Linked DNA regions of Homo sapiens: regions 1, 2 and 3 are each linked to region 4. A link is a loop called in an ENCODE intact Hi-C map of the cell type or tissue named here. Cell type or tissue: B cell. All regions are shown on one strand.

The links. Hi-C counts contacts between places; a loop is a spot of excess contacts. Peaks named below come from ENCODE experiments on the same cell type or tissue, not always from the same donor. Only the 100,000 strongest peaks of a DNase experiment are listed, where the experiment ranks them.
Region 1: a loop joins it to region 4, with 6 times the contacts of the local background. A loop is called at or near these places in 4 of 110 quality-filtered maps.
Region 2: a loop joins it to region 4, with 5 times the contacts of the local background. A loop is called at or near these places in 7 of 110 quality-filtered maps.
Region 3: a loop joins it to region 4, with 30 times the contacts of the local background. A loop is called at or near these places in 106 of 110 quality-filtered maps.

The regions. Positions count from the first base shown.
Region 1 is chr7:1,141,867-1,146,866 of GRCh38, forward strand. No RefSeq gene overlaps it. Among named protein-coding and RNA genes, the nearest start is that of CHLSN, 6.1 kb to the left of the region's middle. RefSeq lists an enhancer at 3,576-4,269. In B cell, a CTCF peak has its summit at 2,447; a DNase peak (open chromatin) is centred at 2,505.
Region 2 is chr7:1,173,652-1,178,651 of GRCh38, forward strand. No RefSeq gene overlaps it. Among named protein-coding and RNA genes, the nearest start is that of ZFAND2A-DT, 16 kb to the left of the region's middle. RefSeq lists a silencer at 3,513-3,562. In B cell, CTCF peaks have their summits at 2,626 (motif pointing left), 2,826, 3,579 and 3,790; DNase peaks (open chromatin) are centred at 2,660 and 3,560; H3K4me3 peaks cover 493 bases; H3K27me3 peaks cover 671 bases.
Region 3 is chr7:990,923-995,922 of GRCh38, forward strand. It overlaps a transcript of CHLSN not described here. Among named protein-coding and RNA genes, the nearest start is that of CYP2W1, 10 kb to the left of the region's middle. RefSeq lists a silencer at 2,145-2,234 and an enhancer at 4,770-4,819. In B cell, CTCF peaks have their summits at 2,347 (motif pointing right) and 2,551; a DNase peak (open chromatin) is centred at 2,409; H3K27me3 peaks cover 1,401 bases.
Region 4 is chr7:1,063,739-1,068,738 of GRCh38, forward strand. All of the region lies in intron 2 of CHLSN (cholesin), which reads right to left. CHLSN-AS1 (CHLSN antisense RNA 1) reads left to right here and starts at 1,993. Exons shown (of 3, transcript NR_187853.1): 1 at 1,993-2,346. RefSeq lists a silencer at 615-909 and an enhancer at 1,966-2,135. In B cell, CTCF peaks have their summits at 2,204 (motif pointing left) and 2,403; DNase peaks (open chromatin) are centred at 1,552 and 2,093; H3K4me3 peaks cover 364 bases; H3K27me3 peaks cover 2,213 bases.

The DNA.
Region 1 (5,000 bases), 78 kb after region 4:
TGCAAAATACTCTTAACCATCTCCCAAGGATCTCTGGCCCTCAAATTGGATTAAGTTGGCTTTTCTCGTTTACAGCAAAGCTTAAAGTGATACCATTTTCTCCACGGTATCTTTCTTCCTACAAACTTCATCTCACACCTTGGATGCTTGTTGTCTGTTTATGCTAGATTCAGTATCTGATGCATCTGGTGTTGCAGAACACTGCATGTGCAGCACTCAGTTCAGCTGTATTCTTGGTAGGCCGTGGAAGGCCAAGACTGGTTGGGTTTCTGACACCTGAACAAGTTTAGGAATCACTGCTTCAGACAGAACTTCCAAGATTTACCGCCAAGAGACCCAGCTGTGTAGCACGATGGAAGATAGGCTTGGCTCCCGCAGAACAGGGAATCAGAGGCTGCGAGTGATGGACAAAGCGTGGGTGCCACAGAAGTCCTGGGGAAATGGGCGAACACCCAGCCAAACGACTGGCCCAAATCACCCCTGCAAACGATCACACTGCTCAGCACTGTGTGCGCTGACCCCGGCTTGTTGAACAGCCGATTTTATCTAGAATCTCATCAACTTTTTACCCAATTGCCATAGAAACAGTAACCTTTCTAATTGCCCTCATTCTCCAGGGACTGTTTAAGTGAAACCAGAAGAGGGAAACGCTGGTCCTCTGAGTGGACTGCTGTTTCATTTTTTTCTTAAGATTCACCACAGCACAACTATCTGCAAAAATAGCTTCAGTGTGGAACGAAACATCCAGAATGAAAAATTACAGAGCTGCTCTAAAAAGCTTTTTTTTTTTTTTGGAGACAGAGTCTCGCCCTGTCGCTCAGACTGGACTGCAATGGCACGATCTCAGCTCACTGCAACCTCCACCTCCCAGGTTCAAGCGATTCTCCTGCCTCAGCCTCCCGAGTAGCTGGGATTACAGGCACGTGCCAACACGCCTGGCTAAATTTTTTTGTATCTTTAGTCGAGACGGGGGTTTCAACATGTTGGCCAGGCTGGTCTCGAACTCCTGACCTCGCGATCCGCCCACCTCGGCCTCCCAAAGTGCTGGGATTACAGGAGTGAGCCACTGCGCCCGGCCAAAAAAGGCCATTTTAAAAGGCATTTCTTGCAGCATCGATTGCAAGAAAATCTTAGCTTTTAATGTGTTCTAAGATGATGTCATAATGTAGCTCAGGAGTGGGTGCAGCCTCAACACTGCATGTCAGCAGAGCCTCCCCATCCCGATGTCGGAACAATGTGAGGTAGAAATCAAAGAACAACATCCTCAAACAAAAGAAATGAAAAACAGGGCCGGGCACTCACACCTGTAATCCCAGCACTTTGGGAGGCTGAGGTGGGAGGATCACTTGAACCCAGGAGTTAGAGACCAGCCTGGGCAACATAGCAAGATCCCACCTCTACAAAAAAAATTAAAAATTACCAGGGCATCGTGGCATGCACCTGTGGTCCCAGCTACTTGGGAGGCTGAGGTGAGAGGATCCCTTGAGCCCAGGAAGTCAGGGCTGCAGTGAGCTGTGATGACGCCACTGCCCTCCAGCCTGGGCAACAGAGCAAGACTGTCTCTAAATAAGACAAACAAATTGAAAAACAGCAAAAAATCTCTCTAACAGCATTCAACTAATATCTCGGCCTAAATACTCTCCTCTTTCCTTTATTCACCTTGTATAATAAACTGTGATTATAAGTTTTTAATATCATTTCAGCAAAATGAAGTAAATCAACATTTATCTGCAAAAACTTCATATGCATCCACGCAGAAAAGTCAGACTAGTTTCTCTGTCACCGGGTTCCCCAGAACACAATGATCCTCTCAACACATCTGCAATATTGAAGGCCAGGCACCATGGCTCACGCCTATAAGCCCAGTACTTCGGGAGGCCAAGGTAGAAAGGTCACTTGAGGCCAGGAGTTCGAGACCAGCCTGGGCAACGTAGTGAGACCCTATCTCTATAAAAAAATATATATTTTTAAATTAGCTGGGCATGGTGGTGCACACCTGTAGTCCTAGCTACTCGGGAGGCTGAGGTAGGAGCTTCACTCACGCCTGGGAGTTCAAGGCTACAGTGAACCATGAATGCACCACTGCACTCCAGCCTAGGTGACAGAGCAAGACCCTGTCTCCAAAGAAATACAGACATTTACAATACTGAGCGGATGTCAAAGATCCTCATTCTTAAGCTCAGCATTTGGAAAACTACAGCAATTTCAGCCGCTGACCTATTTTAGGAACTCATCTCTGAGCTGATCATTCAAGTGCAGTCTTAGGCTTACTGCAAAGAATACATCTGGAAGGTTAATGAAGAGTACATTAAAAAATATCCCCGATCCCTTTTAACTTTGTTAACCTGGAGAAACTGAGTTAGGATTGATGGGCTGGTTATATCCGTCCTTCCTGTGACGCTGGACCTAATTTCTCACCAGGAATACCGGACGCTGTCAACCCTCACTCTGACTTAAAAGGCCTTTTGGGGACATCTTGTGAAAATGTTTTGATACTGCAGCCCGTACACCAGAAAGGGAAGTAGCAGCCAGGCTCCCAGGCTCCTGTCCAAGATGCCAGGCACCAGGGGTGACGGCACGGCCCTGGGCCCTGCACAGATAAAACAGTGATGCCAGCCAAAGCCCAACTCAGGCAAAGGAGAGCCCCCGAGGCAGGGGGCGAGGACACTTCCCGAGACGCGCTTCCCCTGCTGTAGGCAGGTGGGGTGACGCGAGATGCCAGGCGCGGGACTGTGAGCCTGTCCAACCCAGCCAGAGAAAACGTTCAGCATCTGCAAACATCTGCTCCCGCGGCCGCACCAGCCCAGGTCCAAATCTGCTTTTGAAAAGGCAGAGCCTCGGCCGGGCGCAGTCGCTCACACCTGTATCCCAGCACTTTGGGAGGCTGAGGCGGGTGGACCACCTGAGGTCAGCAGTTCGAGACCAACCTGACCAACATGGCAAAACCCCGTCTCTACTAAAAAATACAAAAATTAGCCGGGCGCGATCGCGGGCGCCTGTGATCCCAGCTACTTGGGAGGGGGAGGCTGAGACATGAGAATAGCTTGAACTCAGGAGGCGGAGGTTGCAGTGAGCTGAGATCGTGCCACTGCACTCCAGCCTGGGCAACAGAGTGAGACTCCATCTCAGAAAAAAAAAAGGCAGGGCCAGTGACCTCCACGGTTGACTCTGACACTCCAGCCGGCAGGGCCACGGCCGACTCGCCCGCTCTCAGTGGCACTCTGGGGACACCTTCATTTCCATCAGGTAGGCTTTGGGTTCCATCAACTTTTTTTTTTTGAGAAGGGTCTCGCTCTGTCATCCAGACTGGAGTGCAGTGGCACAGTCATGGTTCACTGCAGCCTTGAGGGCCTGGGCTCAAGCGATCCTCCCACCTCTGTCTCCCGAGTTGGTGGGACTCCAGGCACGCACCACCACACCTGGCTAATTTTTGTATTTTTTGTAGAGACAGGGTTTTGCCACGTGGCCCAGGCTGGTCTTGAACTTCTGGGTTCAAGTGATCCACCCGCCTTGGCCCCCCCAAAGTTTTGGTCTTACAGGCCTGAGCCACCACACCTGGCCTCACTCTTAAGTTTTTTTTTTTTTTTTTTTTTTTTTTTTTTTTTTTAATTAATTTATTTTTTTTTTATTGATCATTCTTGGGTGTTTCTCGCAGAGGGGGATTTGGCAGGGTCATAGGACAATAGTGGAGGGAAGGTCAGCAGATAAACAAGTGAACAAAGGTCTCTGGTTTTCCTAGGCAGAGGACCCTGCGGCCTTGGCCTTCCGCAGTGTTTGTGTCCCTGGGTACTTAAGATTAGGGAGTGGTGATGACTCTTAACGAGCATGCTGCCTTCAAGCATCTGTTTAACAAAGCACATCTTGCACCGCCCTTAATCCATTTAACCCTGAGTGGACACAGCACATGTTTCAGAGAGCACAGGGTTGGGGATAAGGTCACAGATCAACAGGATCCCAAGGCAGAAGAATTTTTCTTAGTACAGAACAAAATGAAAAGTCTCCCATGTCTACTTCTATCCACAGAGACCCGGCAACCATCCGATTTCTCAATTTTTTCCCCACCCTTCCCGCCTTTCTATTCCACAAAACCGCCATTGTCATCATGGCCCATCCCCAATGAGCCGCTGGGCACACCTCCCAGACGGGGTCGTGGCCGGGCAGAGGGGCTCCTCACTTCCCAGTAGGGGCGGCCGGGCAGAAGCGCCCCTCACCTCCCGGATGGGGCGGCTGGCCGGGCGGGGGGCTGACCCCCCCACCACCCTCCCGGACGGGGCGGCTGGCCAGGCAGAGGGGCTCCTCACTTCCCAGTAGGGACGGCCGGGCAGAGGCGCCCCTCACCTCCTGGATAGGGCGGCTGGCTGGGCGGGGGGGCTGTCCCCCCCACCTCCCTCCCGGACGGGGCGGCTGGCCGGGCAGAGGGGTCCTCACTTCCCAGTAGGGGCGGCCGGGCAGAGGCGCCCCTCACCTCCCGGACGGGGCGACTGGCCAGGCGGGGGGCTGATCCCCCCACCTCCCTCCCGGACGGGGCGGCTGGCCAGGCGGGGGGCTGACCCCCCCCACCTCCCTCCCGGACAGGGCGGCTGGCCGACCCCCCCCCCCCCGCCTCCCTCCCGGACGGGGCGGCTGGCCGGGCAGAGGGGCTCCTCACTTTCCAGTAGGGGCGGCCGGGCAGAGGGCCCCTCACCTCCCGGACGGGGCGACTGGCCAGGCGGGGGGCTGATCCCCCCACCTCCCTCCCGGGCGGGGCGGCTGGCCGGGCAGAGGGGCTCCTCACTTCCCAGTAGGGGCGGCCGGGCAGAGGCGCCCCTCACCTCCCGGATGGGGCGGCTGGCCAGGCGGGGGGCTGATCCCCCCAACTCCCTCCCAGACGGGGCGGCTGGCCGGGCGGGGGGCTGACCCCCCACCTCCCTCCCGGACTGGGCGGCTGGCCGGGCGGGGGGCTGACCCCCCCACCTCCCTCCTGGACGGGGCGTCTGGCCGGGCAGAGGGGCTCCTCACTT
Region 2 (5,000 bases), 110 kb after region 4:
ACTGCAACCTCCGCCTCCCGGGTTCAAGTGATTATCCTGCCTCAGCTTCCCGAGTAGCTGGGATTACAGGCATCTGCCACCACACCCAGCTAATTTTTGTATTTTTAGTAGAGACGGGGTTTTGCCATGTTGGCCAGGCTGGTCTTGAACTCCTGACCTCGGGTGATCCACCCACCTTGGCCTCCCAAAGTGCTGGGATTGCAGGCGTGAGCCACCTCACCCGGTAAACCCCGTCTCTTCTCTAAGGACACATAGGCCCCAGTGTGCCTCCTGCTTCCCCTCCTCCTGCCACATCAGTAGCCATCCACTCTGCACGTCTCGGCGCCTCCCAGAAGCTTGCTCAGAGCACATTAGAAACGCCCGTGATGGAAATCCATTCCTGTTAGGTTTAAGCAGGAAAGAGGATGGCAGGTGCCAGGGTGGCTAAGTGGGCACATAAAGAACCCAGCGACACAGACTCGCAAACGTGACCAGACCCTAGAACCAGGGGAAGAGTGTGCCGTGAAGACAGGCACAAACAAGGCAAATGAGTAATTATGTGGCTGCAGCTTCCGCAGCAGAGCTCGATAAGCAGCGCTAAGCTTCCCCAGCCCCATCCATCCAGGGCCAGGAACCCGGGGGGGAGATGGGCCCGATGTGCCACATCCACACAAGCATTAAAATTGAGTCCCACAGGCACAGGACCCCATCCCTTCCCATTTTCCCTGACAGTCTCTTTCAGGGTAAAGGTATAGAACACAGTTAAGGTTTCTTACCTCCTTCCCCGCAATAATAATTGGCAGTTACTCAGCTCTCTGGGGTGTCGTAAGTAAGGGGCGCACGGGGAGACCAGGCTGCTATCATTAGGAAGTACTGATTTTAGCTGGACTGGACGCGTGTCAGCCAGGAGATGCAGTGAATAGAGTGAGGTGAGAGCACCCCCACTCCACACACCAATTTATTTTTTTTAATTTAAATTAATTTTTTTTTTTGAAACAGTCTTGCTCTGTCACCCAGGCTGAAGGGCAGTGGCACAATCTCGGCTCACTGTAACCTCCGCCTCCTGGGTTCAAGTGATTCTCCTGCCTCAGCCTCCTGAGTAGCTGGGATTACAGGCACATGTCACCACACCTGGCTAATTTTTGTATTTTTAGTAGAGACGGAGTCTCACCACGTTGGCCAGGCTGGTCTCGAACTCCTGACCTCAGGTGACCCACCTGCCTTGGCCTCCCAAAGTGCTGAGATTACAGGCGTGAGCGGCCGCGTCTGGGCCTTGTCCCTGTTTCAGCTAGTCCTCAATTAGGTCTAATGTCCAAGCCCCGCCTCTGGAGTCAAGTCCCCGCTCCCACCTCACTTCCAGGCCCCTGACAAAAGAGCCACGCCACCCGCCACCGCCCGTGGGCTGTGTGTGTTCTTACCGTGGGCCACTGTTCTTCCTACACAGAGGAGTGGACGGCCAGATGCGTGGCCTGAGGCTCTGGCCCGGAGATTTCTGTCCACAGTGTCTTTCAGGGCCACCTCTGAGTGGGCCTGTAACGTGGCAACAATCCACTTTCAGTGGGTGCTCAGTACTGAGCCAACCCACTTGCGAACCAAGGGCGGCTCTGTTCTTCCTCCGTCTGCTGGTCACCAAGTTCCCCTCCCATGACCGCAGGTGGGAACGGGCAGAAGGTACTGGCGTGGCAGTGGAGGGTGGTGTCCCCCCCGCACTCGGACCTGCTTGGGCCTGTCCCATGGACCCTTCCACTCGGAGCCCTGCGGCTGGGCTGCCTGGCCTGTGACTTGTTGGATCTGACGGGGTCCAGCTCAGAAGGGAAGCTCTTGCCACATAGTTGCTTCATGCCCCCTGGCCAGATAGTGCCCTGTTCCGTCTCCGCCAGGGCCAGACGGTTCCCTGCTGCAGGGGACATGGGGCAGGGGACACCTGGCCTTGCTGTGGAGCCTTGGGAATACAGTGTGTTCTCTGGTCGGGCTGTCATGAATTCCACACACGTCTTTTCCCACCCCAGCTACCCCTAGTGCCATGAGGGTCAGCAGGTGTGAGCCACCATGCCCAGCTAATTTCTGTCATTGTTTTTGTAGAGATGGGGTTTCGCCATGTTGGTCAGGCTGGTCTTGAACTCCTGTGTTCAAGCGATCCACCCGCCTTGGCCTCCCAAAGCACTGGGATTCCAGGTGTGAGCCACCACGCCCGGCCGGGACAAAATTTTAAACGCATGCTTTTGTCCTTCCGTGTGAACAGGAACTGCTTCTGATCTCCGTACTGACAGGGATGGGAAAAGGCCCTTTCCAGCTCAGCGGCCAACGTCGCATCCCTGAGGCCGTGTGCCTGCTCCGGGGAAGACGCCGTGCCTGTAGCCGTTTCGGGCTTTGACTTGGTGAGGTCTGCACCATCCTCGGTCGTATTTCATGACTGGTCTTGCTTTTTTGCAGGGGCCAGAATAATTATTTAAACGGGCATGGGATGGGGACCTCTGGATCTTTACAGCTGGCTCAAAGCCCTGCCCGTCTCCCAGGAACACATCATTGCTTTGATTTCTTATCTTGCAAGGGGAGCCGGGGCAGCAGGGGCTGCAGTTTCAGAGGCTTCTGCGTGGCCGTGTCCGCCAGGACAGCTTCCGGGACACCGAGAAACCCATGTGGGCGTTTTCCAGGTACCACGCGCGCCCTCCAGTGGTGGTTGCGGGAATGACGGCTGGTCGGGACCAGAAGACCCACTGGGCACCATGAGCGTTTCCTCCCTAAGCATTAACGGCAGCGTAGACCCCCGTCCAGCCGTCCCTGAAGTGTCCGGCATCTCCTTCGAGGGAGGCTGTAGGGTCCTCTCGTGCAAGGCCCAGGCGCATCGTGACAGCTTGCACGCGCTGTGGTTCGGGGAGGTCTTCCTGCAGGCACTGAGTCACAGGTCAAAGGCTGGCTCAGGTCAGGAAGCCAAGCAAAGCACCGAGACGTTGCCTTGCAGTGGCTTCCCGCCGCCCTCTGGTATCCATTGTTGACTTCTCTTGGTTCGATCTTTAAGTAATATTCTTGTTGGCTGTCTGTCTGTCCCCTAGGAATACCACGTTTTATGAACCATCTTCATAGCCGTCTGCAGCTCCCGCTTCCCCGTCACCACTCAGCCTGCTGCCCTCGCAAGGATTCCACCCACCTGGCTTCTGATGAGTCAGCACTACCACCTGACCCCAATTATTCTGGGGTCCCATGATTTTCATTGCTACTAGGGAAACCTTTCTAGAACCACGTCTTGTATCGTCTGCTCTGGCTTACAGAGGACAGACACTCCTGAGCCCCTTGACAGCACCGGTGCCCCCGGCCAGCCCATTCCTTGTTGATACCAGGTTGCATTCCCCTGGGCCCTCCTGTGCAACGTGGTTGGCTGGCGTTTTGGTTTTATTGTGTTTTCCCGCTGTATGTGGTATCTCCCTGTTAACTGCCCACTTCTCGGAGCCTTCTTTTTTTAAATTTTTTCTTATGGTAGAGACAGGATCTTGCTCTGTTGCCCAGGCTGGAGTGCAGTGGCATCATTACAGCTCGTCACACCGAGGAACCCATGTGGGCGTTTTCCAGTTACCACGCGCGCCCTCCAGCGGTGTTTGCGGGAATGACGGCTGGTCGGGACCAGAAGACCTACCGGGCACGAGGAAGCTTTCCTCCCTGAGCATCAACCGCAGCCTAGACGCCCGTCCAGCCGTCCCTGAAGTGTCCAGCATCCCTTTCCAGCTTTATGTGGTATCTCCCTGTTAGATGCCCACTTCCTGGAGCCTTCTTTTTTAAAATTTTAAATTTTAGAGACAGGATCTTGCTCTGTTGCCCAGGCTGGAATGCAGTGGTATCATCACAGCTCACTGCAGCCTCGAACTCCTGGCCTTAAACGACCCTCCTGCTTCTGCTTCCTGAGTAGCTGGGATTACAGGTGCACCCCACCGTGCCCAGCCAATTTTGTTTTTTAGTTTTTGTAGAGATGGGGTCTTGCTATGTTGCCCAGGCTGGTCTTGAACTCCTGGGCTCAAATGATCCTCCTGCCTCAGCCTCCCAAAGTGCTGGGATTACAGGTGTGAGCCACTGCACCCAGCCAGATCATTTCTTTTCTTTTTCTTTTCTTTTCTTTTTTTTTTTTTTTTTGAGACGGAGTCTCACTGTTTCGAGGCCAGGCTGGAGTGGTGCAGTGGTGTGACCAGGGTGCAATCTGGGCTCACTGCAACCTCTGCCTCCCAGGTTCAAACAACTCTCCTGCCTCAGTCTCCCAAGTAGCTGAGATTACAGGTGCCCACTACCACGCCGCTAATTTTTTGTATTTTTAGTAGAGATGGGGTTTCACCATATTGGCCAGACTGGTCTCGAACTCCCAACCTCATGTGATCCACCTGCCTTGGTCTAACAAAGTGCTGGGGTTACAGGTGTGAGCCACTGCACCCGGCCTCATTTCTTTTTATTGTCAGATAATATTTCCCCAGACGGATGGGCCACACTTTGCTTATCCATTCAACATTTCCCTCTTGAAGGTCACCTTGGTTGCTTCCAAATTTGAACAATGGTGAATAAAACTGCTACAAACATTCACATGCAGGTTTTTGTGTGAATATATGTTTTCAACTCATTTGGGTAGATTCTAAGAGGCACAATTGCCGGATCTGATGGCAAGAATATGTTTAGATCCGTAAGAAAACACCCAAGTGTCATTCTCACAGCCATGATGAGAATTCCTGTTGCTCCACGTCCTCACCAGCATTTGGTGATGTCGGTGTCTGGATTTTGGTCATTCTAACAGCGGTGTGGTGGTTTCTACATTGTCGTTTTCATTGGCAGTTCCCTAAAGACATAAGATGTTGAGCATCTTTCCATATACTTATTTGCCCTCTGTATATCTTCTTTGGCATCTGATACCCTTTATAAGGTCCAACTTATCAATCTTTTATAGATTATGTTTTTGGTGTGGTATCTAAAAATTCATTGCCAAGCCAGGCGTGGTGGCGTGTGCCTGCAGTCCCAGCCACTGGGGAGGCTGAGGAGGGAGGATTGCT
Region 3 (5,000 bases), 73 kb before region 4:
CTCCCGGGTGGGGTGGAGGACTCAGGCCCAGCCCTCCCAACCCTACAGGGGACCCTTGTGCCCCCAACTTAGTCGGCCTCCTGGGTGGGGTGAAGGACTCAGGCCCCGCCCTCCCGGCCCTGCAGGGGACCCTCGGGCCCCCGCCTTACATTGGCCTGGGGTATTCATCTCCTTGGGCCCAGGGGAGCCCGAGGCCCACGTGGGGAGGAAACGCTGACCCTGTCCCGCCCCGCTTCATGGAGGCCCAGCCGACATGAGGGACACCAAGTACAGGGTGATGAGTGACGGCTGAGCTTCCCCTCAAAGCACTAAGACAATAAACATAACCCCAACCCCAACCCTGACCCCGCTCGCCCGACTCACGCGACCTCTCACCCCATCTCACCCAGCGAGATGACAGGGCTCCTCCACGGGGTACAGCCAGGGCCCCCCAAGTTAGGCGGTCCAAATGCCTCATCCTCAAGTGTAAACAAGCCTAGCTTAGTGAAAACAGAGTAAGCAGGTATCAAATCTCCTTTAACTCATGCCCATGGGCGTGGGCAGGGGTGTGGGGCGGGCAGGAGGGAAGGGGGGGGCCGAGTGAGACCCGAACCCCGGAGGTGCCACCTTCTCGACCGGGCAGACCTGGGTGCCCGTTTCTCACAGCTGCACTCAGGCTGCCGGCCAGGTGCACAGGCACGTCCCGGGGGCTTGCTGGGAAATGCCGGGGCTTGGCACGGATGGGACAGGCCACTGTCTACGCCTCATTTCCAAGTGTTTCTTTGTTGCTATTTTTAAAAATGGTGATAAAATACACGTAGAGAAAATTCACCATCAGCCATGTTGAAGTGCACAGTTCAGGGGCACAGGCACATTCACGGCCACCACTGTCACCTCCAGAGCCTCCTCATCTTCCCGGGCTGAAGCCCTGCTTGCGTTAAACACCCACTCCGAGTCCCTCCCCAGTCCTTCTCCTTCCTGGTCTGTGGGTGTGAGGGCTCTGGGGACCTCGAGTGAGTGGGGAGTGGTGGATTTGTCCTGCTTTATCCACGCACCTGCCAATGGGTCCTTTTCAAGGGTCCCAGAGAACTCAGGCAGCAGGCAGCCCGCGAGCCCAGCTTCCTCACGCATGGATTTCGGGAGATGCCTCTGTGGACATCCACCCCATGGTGCCCAGATGTCATGGGAGAGGCAGACACCCCGAACCCCATGGCTCACGACGTGGCTGAACTGCTCCCCGGACGTCTGTCCTCAGCAGCAGGAGGGACGCCGACCCCGGCCCCTGTACCCCCCCGCCTCTAGGTCTCCAGGGAAGGACCCTCCTGGGGTGGGCAGGCTGCTCTTGGCCCCAGATCTGCTTCTGGGTCTGAGGCTGGCCCTCAGCCGTGCTGCACGTGCCTCCCATTACCATCCTAAGTCAAGGCAAAACAAAACCACACAGTCCCCGAGCCATCTGCAAACCTCCCGCAGCAAGCTCGGAGGGTGAGGCCCCCCCACAGTAAGCTCGGAGGGTGAGGCCATCTGAGTGCCGGGCTGGCCGGGCTTAGGAGGAGACCAAGCTTTACCCACGGAGACGCCGTTTAATGGAACCCAAGTGACCCAAGGGAGCTGCCACGCCACCGCTCAACCACACCCACAGGGAACACACATGTAGGGGCCTGGGGCCTTGTCCAGTGCGGGGGTCCTGGTTCAGATGTCCTGAAGCTCCTCCCTCGGAGTGGGCAGCCCCCATTAGGAAACTTCTGGAACCCAGAGGCTGGAAGCCGGCCTCACTCTGGGACCTGGGCCCTCCCCGTGATTGCTGGGGCTCCCTCAGAGCGGGGGTCTTCTTCCCACCTTGGATGCTGAGGGGGAAGGAGGTAAGACACTGGAGGGCTGGGTGGGCTCACCAGGCTTCAGAGGGCAGTGGGACTTGGACAGCTCAGCCTAGCGCCCAGCTGTCTCTCCGGGCAGGTCTCACAAATGCCCCGAGGCAGGCCCATCGCTGGCCAAATTCCCCACCCCTCCTGCCTGGACTCAGTCCCTTGTGAAATCTAAGCAAAGTCCTAGGGTGTCTGAGGTCAGAGTGCATCGGGTAGCTCCTGCTGCATAACAAGCGGGGGAGGGGGTGGCCCATGGCTCTGGACTGCTGGGCCACAGGGGTGATGAGGTGAGGCTTGGAGGAGTCTGTAGGATCCTAACTTTGATGACTATTCAGGGTTTGAGGCTGCACTCAGCTTTATCGCCTGTGAAACCCACGCAGCCAGCAGGGGTACGAGTGCTTCTGAGGTCCCAGTGGGCGGGGGGTGGCCTGACCCAGACAGGGCAGGGGGACGGCAGCTGGAGCGCGTGGAGAGAGCGCCCGTTCCCTGGGAGCCACTGGAGGGCGCATGGCACACGGCGCCCGGCCAGGGCCTGACTGTGACTGGAGCAAGAGCCGAGGGACTGGACGGACGGCAGGTGGCGCCACCTGATCTGTGCAGGGACAGGCAGGGACAGGCAGGCAGAGAAAGAGCCCAGCTGGAGGCTGCCAGCGCTCCAGGGAGAGGAGTGGGGAGCGGACAGCGCCGGCCCGGGCTGGAAGGTCAGCTTGAGGCTCTGGGATGTGAACACTGGGCACCGAGTCATCCAGAAATAAATCCCAGGCACGGTGGGAGGCCGGGGTGGGAGGATCGCTTGAGCCCAGGAGTTTGGGACCAGCCTGGGCAACACAGTGAGGCCCCCCGCTTCTACAAAAAATACAACAATTAGCCGGGTGTAGTGGTAGCAACTGTGTTCCCAGCTACTCAGGAGGCTGAGGGAGGAGAATCGCCTGAGCCCAGGGGGGTGGAGGTGGCAGCGAGCAGAGCTCATGCCACCGCACTCCAGCCTGGACGACAGAGCGGGACCCTGTCTCTAAAAAGATGCCACTCTCTTGGGGGCTTGGAGGGAGGACAGTGCTCTGAGGGTGATTCAGCGGCCGAACCTGTGTCACTCTTGGTGGAGTGAGCAGACGGCACTTGGTGTGAGCTGTTTCTCAGACATCAATCCTGCAAGAAACTGCTCAGAGGCCGCTTCCTCAGAGGGCTGGGTGGGCTGGGGCAGGGGACGGTTTCCGGAAGCCGCACAGTGCTGTGAGAGGTCTCCAGCCTGCTCTGCGTGTTCGCACCCCCAATGTCAGGGAGGGCCCTTTGGCCTGGAAAGCCCAGTCTCCACAGGTCTGCTCACCCCCACAGGCAATGTGATTCTGACTTCCAAACAATGCTCCCTTTGATTATTTAAAAACATTACTTTTATTTTTATGTATTTATTTTTTCAGACAGAGTCTCGCTCTGTCACCCAGGCTGGAGTGCAATGGCACGATCTCGGCTCACTGCAACCTCTGCCTCCCGTGTTCAAGCGATTCTCCTGACTCAGCCTCCTGAGTAGCTGGGATCACTACAGGCGCCCACCACCACACCCAGCTAATTTTTGTATTTTTAGTAGAGATGGGCTTTCACCAGGTTGGTCAGGCTGGTCTCGAACTCCTGACCTCATGATCCGCCCACCTTGGCCCCCCCCAAAGTGTTGGGATTACAGGCGTGAGCCACTAAATTTAGTGCTCACCGCACTAAATTTTTTTTAGATGCCGGCTCTTGCTGTGGTGTAATCACTGCTCACTGCAGCCTTGACCTCCCGAGCTCAAGCCATCCTCCCACCTCAGCCTCCCGAGTAGCTGTGACTTCAGACACATGCCACCATCCCCGGATTTTTTATTTTTTGTTGGGGGGCAGTTTAGCCATGTTGCCCAGGCTGGTCTCAAACTCCTGAGCTCAAGCGATCCTCCCGCCTCTGCCTCCCAAAGTGCTGAGTTACAGGTGTGAGCCGCCGCACCCGGCATGAGTTATCAGTGTGTGGCTTGGTGTTTCTGACACCTGCACACACTTGCATATCTACTGCAGGGGACATTTCTCCCTGAGCTCAGCCCAGATGTGCTTTGTCACAGCCCATCGCTTATGGCCTTGGACACATGTAAAGAGAAAAGCACGCATGCCCACGCTAAGTTTGGCCCCTCACTTGGCACAAATCTTGATCCGCCACCTGGCTTGCTGCAGGTCAGCAGCTGCCCTCTCCACAGTGAGGAGCACTTGCCGAGGGACAGACGTGAGGGACGGACGTGAGGGTCGTCTCCAGGCTAAGGCGGGGCTTCCTTAGCCGGAGGCTTCCTGGCTCAGGAGTCCCGCACAAGCGCCAGCTGAGACAGGGACTCACAGCCCGTTCTCTGGCACACACAGCCCCAGCACATGTGGCCCGACGTGGCTGGCCCCTGGGGTTGCATGGGCGGGTGCCCTCACTGACCTGCACGGGGTAGGGAGACCCCAGGGCATTGCGTGGTTCTCTGAGCCACATTCCAGGTGACTTCTCTGCGCCACCCTTCGGCATCTTTCGCCAGGGAGCCCTGAGGAGCTTGGCACCTTACGATCCACAGAGGTGGGAACCCCTGACAGGAGAGCACTCCCCAGCCGGTGTCAGGGGAGCATCTGTGCTGTCGAAGGGAGGCCCAGGTCTTCAAGACCTTTTCCCACTAATGGTCGGTGAGGACTCAGCAGTACCCACCCCATTTCCCTTTCTGACTCGGCTGCTGGGAAGCTCAGAGCTCTGGTTCCGGATCCATCAGCCCTGCCTTCTGGAGGCTGCTGCCCCTTCTTTGCACTTTGCGGGTCTCCCTCTGCTGTTTGTTTAAGGTGCCTCACAGCATAGGGGCCACTGAGCACCCTGACTGCTGGGCTGAACACGGACCCTTCCCAGCAGCTTCTCTGCAAAGCTGTGCTGCCAGCAGCCGGATCGCAGGCACCGCCTGGCAGATCTGAAGGTTCGTGCTGTGCAACGTGCCTTCCTGTTTGTGAGTTCACCTGACCGACACCAGGAGGGGCTGGACTCCTCGCCTGCCGCCGGCAAGGCCCGCCCTGGGCCAGTGGGGTGCACACAGCAGGCCCTGTGTCGTGGGTGGTCAGAATTTTGGCCACAACAGTTGGGGGACGGGGCTGGATGCTGGCCAAGGAAGAGCAAACAGCCTCATCTCC
Region 4 (5,000 bases):
CCTCTCCAAAGAAGCGCCTCTTTAGGGATTCTGCCCACGTTTCTAAGTGATGTAAGGTCCTTCCTGGTTTGATCTGAATGTGGGCCCTTGCCACGGCTCCTTAATCTAACTGTACCCCTGTACCTGTGCTGTTCTCTTTCCACAGAAGGGCGAGCTCTACCACACCACAGAGAAGTCAGAGCTCCGCAAGTCCCCACCTGGAAGATGGAAGACCCCTCAGAAACAGCCTGTTCTTCCCTCTGCAGAGGTGGGGGGCAGGGGGACTAGCCACACTCAAAACTGGCAGCCTCTGAGGGGAGGGAGTCACTTCAACATCTCGAACTTTAGACAGATGTGTGTGCCTCAGGCAGCATACACACACACATACATGCGTGCAAGCATGCACACATATGCAAGCACGCATGCACACACACAAACACACACGTCTGTCTCCTCCCCGGGAACACCGTGACCGGAAGAGGCTTCACACGCGTCGGCTGCAGGGTAGGAGACCCGACACAGCGCCGGGTCCTGATGGGCTGTGACGTGAAGATGGGGAGACCAGGCCCTTAGCAGCCACAGAACAGGCCCCGGAAAGACGCACGATGGCTCCACTCTTGGAAGCAGATGGTGGCTCTGTAGGGAGACAAGGCTTACCTTGCTCCAGGGACTCTGAGGAGACGCTGTGCAGGGAGGCTGCCCCCAGCAGGAGACATGGAAGGTGAGGGCAGAAGGAACAGCGGTGGGGAGCAGGGGCACTGACAGGTTCCAGACCCTGACCCTGAGCTTCCCACAGCGCCTAAACGCAACACCCTGACTCCTGAGAGGAAGGGAGGGAATCCCGAGCTGACCTCACACAGGAGAACCGAAGCTCAAAGCTCAAGTGTCACCCTGAAAGGCACCGGCAGACAAAGGCTGAGTCTCCAGAGCCAGCCCTGCATCCACCCAAACTAGCGTGGTGCAGGGACTCCTCCCTCGGCCGAGTCACCTGGCCCCAGACTGTCGGATGTGGGGCCAGCAGGGACCCTGGGGGACGCCCCATGGACACGAGGGAGACTGAAGCCCAGAGGGTCCCACAGCAGTGAGCAGCCCCTGCTGCCAGGCTCCAGGGCTCCAGAAGCCCCAGCCCACCCCACACTCAGGGCGCACAGAAGGCCCCAGGAGGGAGGGTGGGAAACGCCGGGTCAAGCGAGCAGCATCCGATTCTTTTCTGCAGGACATCTGAGCTGTGCCACACACACTAAGGCTTCTAAAGAGAAAAGACAGCGTTCCCCGCTGTCCAACCCTAATCATCACAGGACGCTTTCTGCAGAGCCCCTTGGGGCACGAAGATTCTTCCCAGCACCAGTCTGAGAAACGATGAGGCCCTGGGCAGGAGGAAACATGGCCCCATCCTGTTCTAGGGGCCACGGCACCCCTTGGGGCCCCTCTCCAGACCCAAGGCTGGACAGGCTGGCTTCCTGCCCAGCTCCAGCCAACTGGCATACACTAAGTGTGCAGCTGAGGTGGTGGGAGGAAGGTAAAACGTACCCCACTTGGCAGCCACTTCCAAAATTAAACATGGTTAACATCTGTCCCCGCTGTCCCAATTCCAGACATTTACCCAAGAAAAATGGGAACGGAAGTCCACACAAGCACCTGTATACAAATGTTCACGGCAGCTTTGCTCATAAGAGCCCAACACTGGAAACAACCCAACTGCACATCAACAGGTGGACAGATAAACAGATGTGGCCTGCGCATCGAAGGAATGCTACTCGTCAGCGAAATGGACCCACCGGGGACAGGCGCGGCAACAGGGTGAACCTCACAAAACATGCAGCTGCGGGGACACAGCTAGATGTGAGCACGTGCAAAGTACTGGAGCCTCTTCAGCAGCTCCAGAGCAGGGAACCCACCTCACCAGCGACACAGCGGCGACGAGGGCCGGGTCTGGGAGGGCGTGGGCCAGGGAGGGGCGACGGAGGCGGTCTCCCTTGCCGGGGTGCTGGTGACACAGCGGCTGCACCTGTCAGAACACGCCAGGGTGGAGACAGGAGATCTGTGTGCTTCCCGAGTACAGATCACGGCTCAGCATCTCATGGGAAAGGGACAGGGCTCTCTTCAGGACACGCAGTAAGATTTCAAGTGCGGGCACTTTTAATACTCCGCGATCCAAAGGCAGCTCCAGGGCCAGCCGCGGTTTCCGGCCTCAAGGGCAGGCTCGGTTCTGGAGCTCCCTCCAGTGGCCGTCGGGGTGCCGTCACTTTCAGGGCCCCACCAGGAGAGCAGGGGCCCCGCCGAGGACCAGAGCGCCTGGACCAGAGGGAGCCCTGCGCGGCCGGCACGGATGCCTCTCAATAGGCGGCATGGGGCCGACACGACTCGGTGAGTTCCCGCCACGGCTTTCGCCGGCAGCCGGCGGCTGGAGGACAAGGAGAATGCGCCGGTTCTGTTCCTGGACAAGCTCCATGGCGCTGCGGGGTCCCGGCCCAGAAAGCCCACCCTCCCCCAGAATTTCCCCAGGCCCACAGAAGGGGACCGGAATGGGAAAAATACCGACAAACGCAGCAACGGTGCGGCCGTAGGTGTCTGCGCATCCGGCGGGGCTCCTACGGGACCCCCACGCCGCCTGGACGCCGCCTAGCAGATTTGGGGCCAGGCTAATTGGGGCCCATCGTGGCCCACAGATGCCAGCTCCGGGCCATGCTGAGGGACAGGGGAGCGGAGGATACTGCCTGTTTCCCGGCGGGGGGCCCTGCTCAACAGCCTTTCCCTTCCCTACAAACTGTCCCAGGATCCCGGGCCATTCCTTCCAGTAAGTTGGGAAGTCCAGGACCAGACCTCAACGTGGAAAAAGCTGGAGGAGAGAAGGGGGGACGAGGGGTTCTACCTGCCCTCTACCTACCTGCCCTCCTACCTGTCTGTCCACGGGATGCCCAGAGGCTCCCAGACCACCAGCCCCAGACCCTTGGTACTGCGTCCCCAGCTGTCTGCCAGGGGCCTGCTGGGGAGGCCGATGCCCATCCCTAAGCCTGAGCCTCCAGCCCGGCACGAGGGAAGGCCCCACATGCCCCAAAGGAGAGGGTTCGGGGCACAATCTTCACAAAGGCTGGAGTGCACCCCAGAGGTGAGGGTTTGGGGCACAGTCTGTTGGCGGAGGCAGGAGTACACCCCAGAGGTGAGGGTTTGGGGCACAGTCTGTTGGCGGAGGCTGGAGTGCACCCAGAGGTGAGGGTTTGGGGCACAGTCTGTTGGCGGAGGCTGGAGTGCACCCAGAGGTGAGGGTTTGGGGCACAGTCTGTTGGCGGAGGCTGGAGTACACCCCAGAGGTGAGGATTTGGGGCAGTCTATTGGCAGAAGCTGGAGTACATCCCAGAGGTGAGGGTTTGGGGCACAGTCTGTTGGCGGAGGCAGGAGTACACCCCAGAGGTGTGGGTTTGGGGCACAGTCTGTTGGTGGAGGCTGGAGTGCACCCAGAGGTGAGGGTTTGGGGCACAATCTTCACACAGGCTGGAGTGCACCCCAGAAGTGAGGGTTTGGGGCACAGTCTGTTGGTGGAGGCTGGAGTACACCCAGAGGTGCGGGTTTGGGGCACAGTCTGTTGGAGGCTGGAATACACCCAGAGGTGAGGGTTTGGGGCACAGTTTTCACACAGGCTGCAGTGCACCCCAGAGGTGAGGGTTTGGGGCACAGTCTTCACACAGGCTGGAGTGCACCCCAGAGGTGAGGGTTTGGGGCACAGTCTGTTGGTGGAGGCTGGAGTACATCCAGAGGTGCGGGTTTGGGGCACAGTCTGTTGGAGGCTGGAATACACCCAGAGGTGAGGGTTTGGGGCACAGTCTTCACACAGGCTGCAGTGCACCCCAGAGGTGAGGGTTTGGGGCACAGTCTTCACACAGGCTGGAGTGCACCCCAGAGGTGAGGGTTTGGGGCACAGTCTGTTGGTGGAGGCTGGAGTACATCCAGAGGTGCGGGTTTGGGGCACAGTCTGTTGGAGGCTGGAATACACCCAGAGGTGAGGGTTTGGGGCACAGTCTTCACACAGGCTGGAGTGCATCCCAGAGGTGAGGGTTTGGGGCACAGTCTTCACACAGGCTGGAGTGCACCCCAGAGGTGAGGGTTTGGGGCACAGTCTTCACACAGGCTGGAGTGCACCCCAGAGGTGAGGGTTTGGGGCACAGTCTTCACACAGGCTGGAGTGCACCCCAGAGGTGAGGGTTTGGGGCACAGTTTTCACACAGGCTGGAGTGCACACCAGGGAGGCTTCCCGCCTCTGGCAGAATCACCGCCATGCTCAGTCACAAACCCAGAGCTGCGTTTGGACGCTGCAGCACACGCTGCGGCCCCAGCAACGGTCCTGCGCACCAGGCTCCTCTCCCAGTAAGGTCCGCTTCTCTGTGGAGCTCAGGGGTCCCTGCAGTGCCCACCTTAGCAGAGGGCAAAGCCTTGAGACACGGATGCTTTGTCCTCAGGTCTCCACTGGCTCCTCAGAACAGGGCCCCTCAGCGCTGCAGTGTGTCACATGTCCCCAGTTTCCCCTCGTGGTGCTCACGCCACACCCCTGGCACGGAGGCTGGAACCCAGGTGTCAGTCCTGGCTCTGACCATGACCTTGGACAAACCACCCCTCAGACCTAGAGCCCTCATGCACATCCCCATGGTCACTGCCACCCGGCAGGGAGCAGGACAGCCCCGGGGGTCTGTGACTGTCCCCGGGACATCAGTCTGAGAAACAGCGCTGAGTTGGACGCTGCCTGGTGTGGACACTCGCCCTCCACAGTCACACAAACTCGGCTTTGCAAAATCAGTTCTCAGTGAAGGAAATAATGTACACAGTGGTCCACTTCCAAGACACAGTGTCTTGCTTGCTTAGGTCAGCAAGCTACAGAAGACCAGGCCCCTGCCTGGGTTGCCGATGCCTGCTTGTCGGCCTCCCCATCCCCAGTCTTCCCCCCAACGCTTAGTTGCCTTCACCTGACCCAAAAACTTTTAGTCTATGACGAAAGTTTTACTCGTCTGCAACATAGCTTGTTTTGTCTG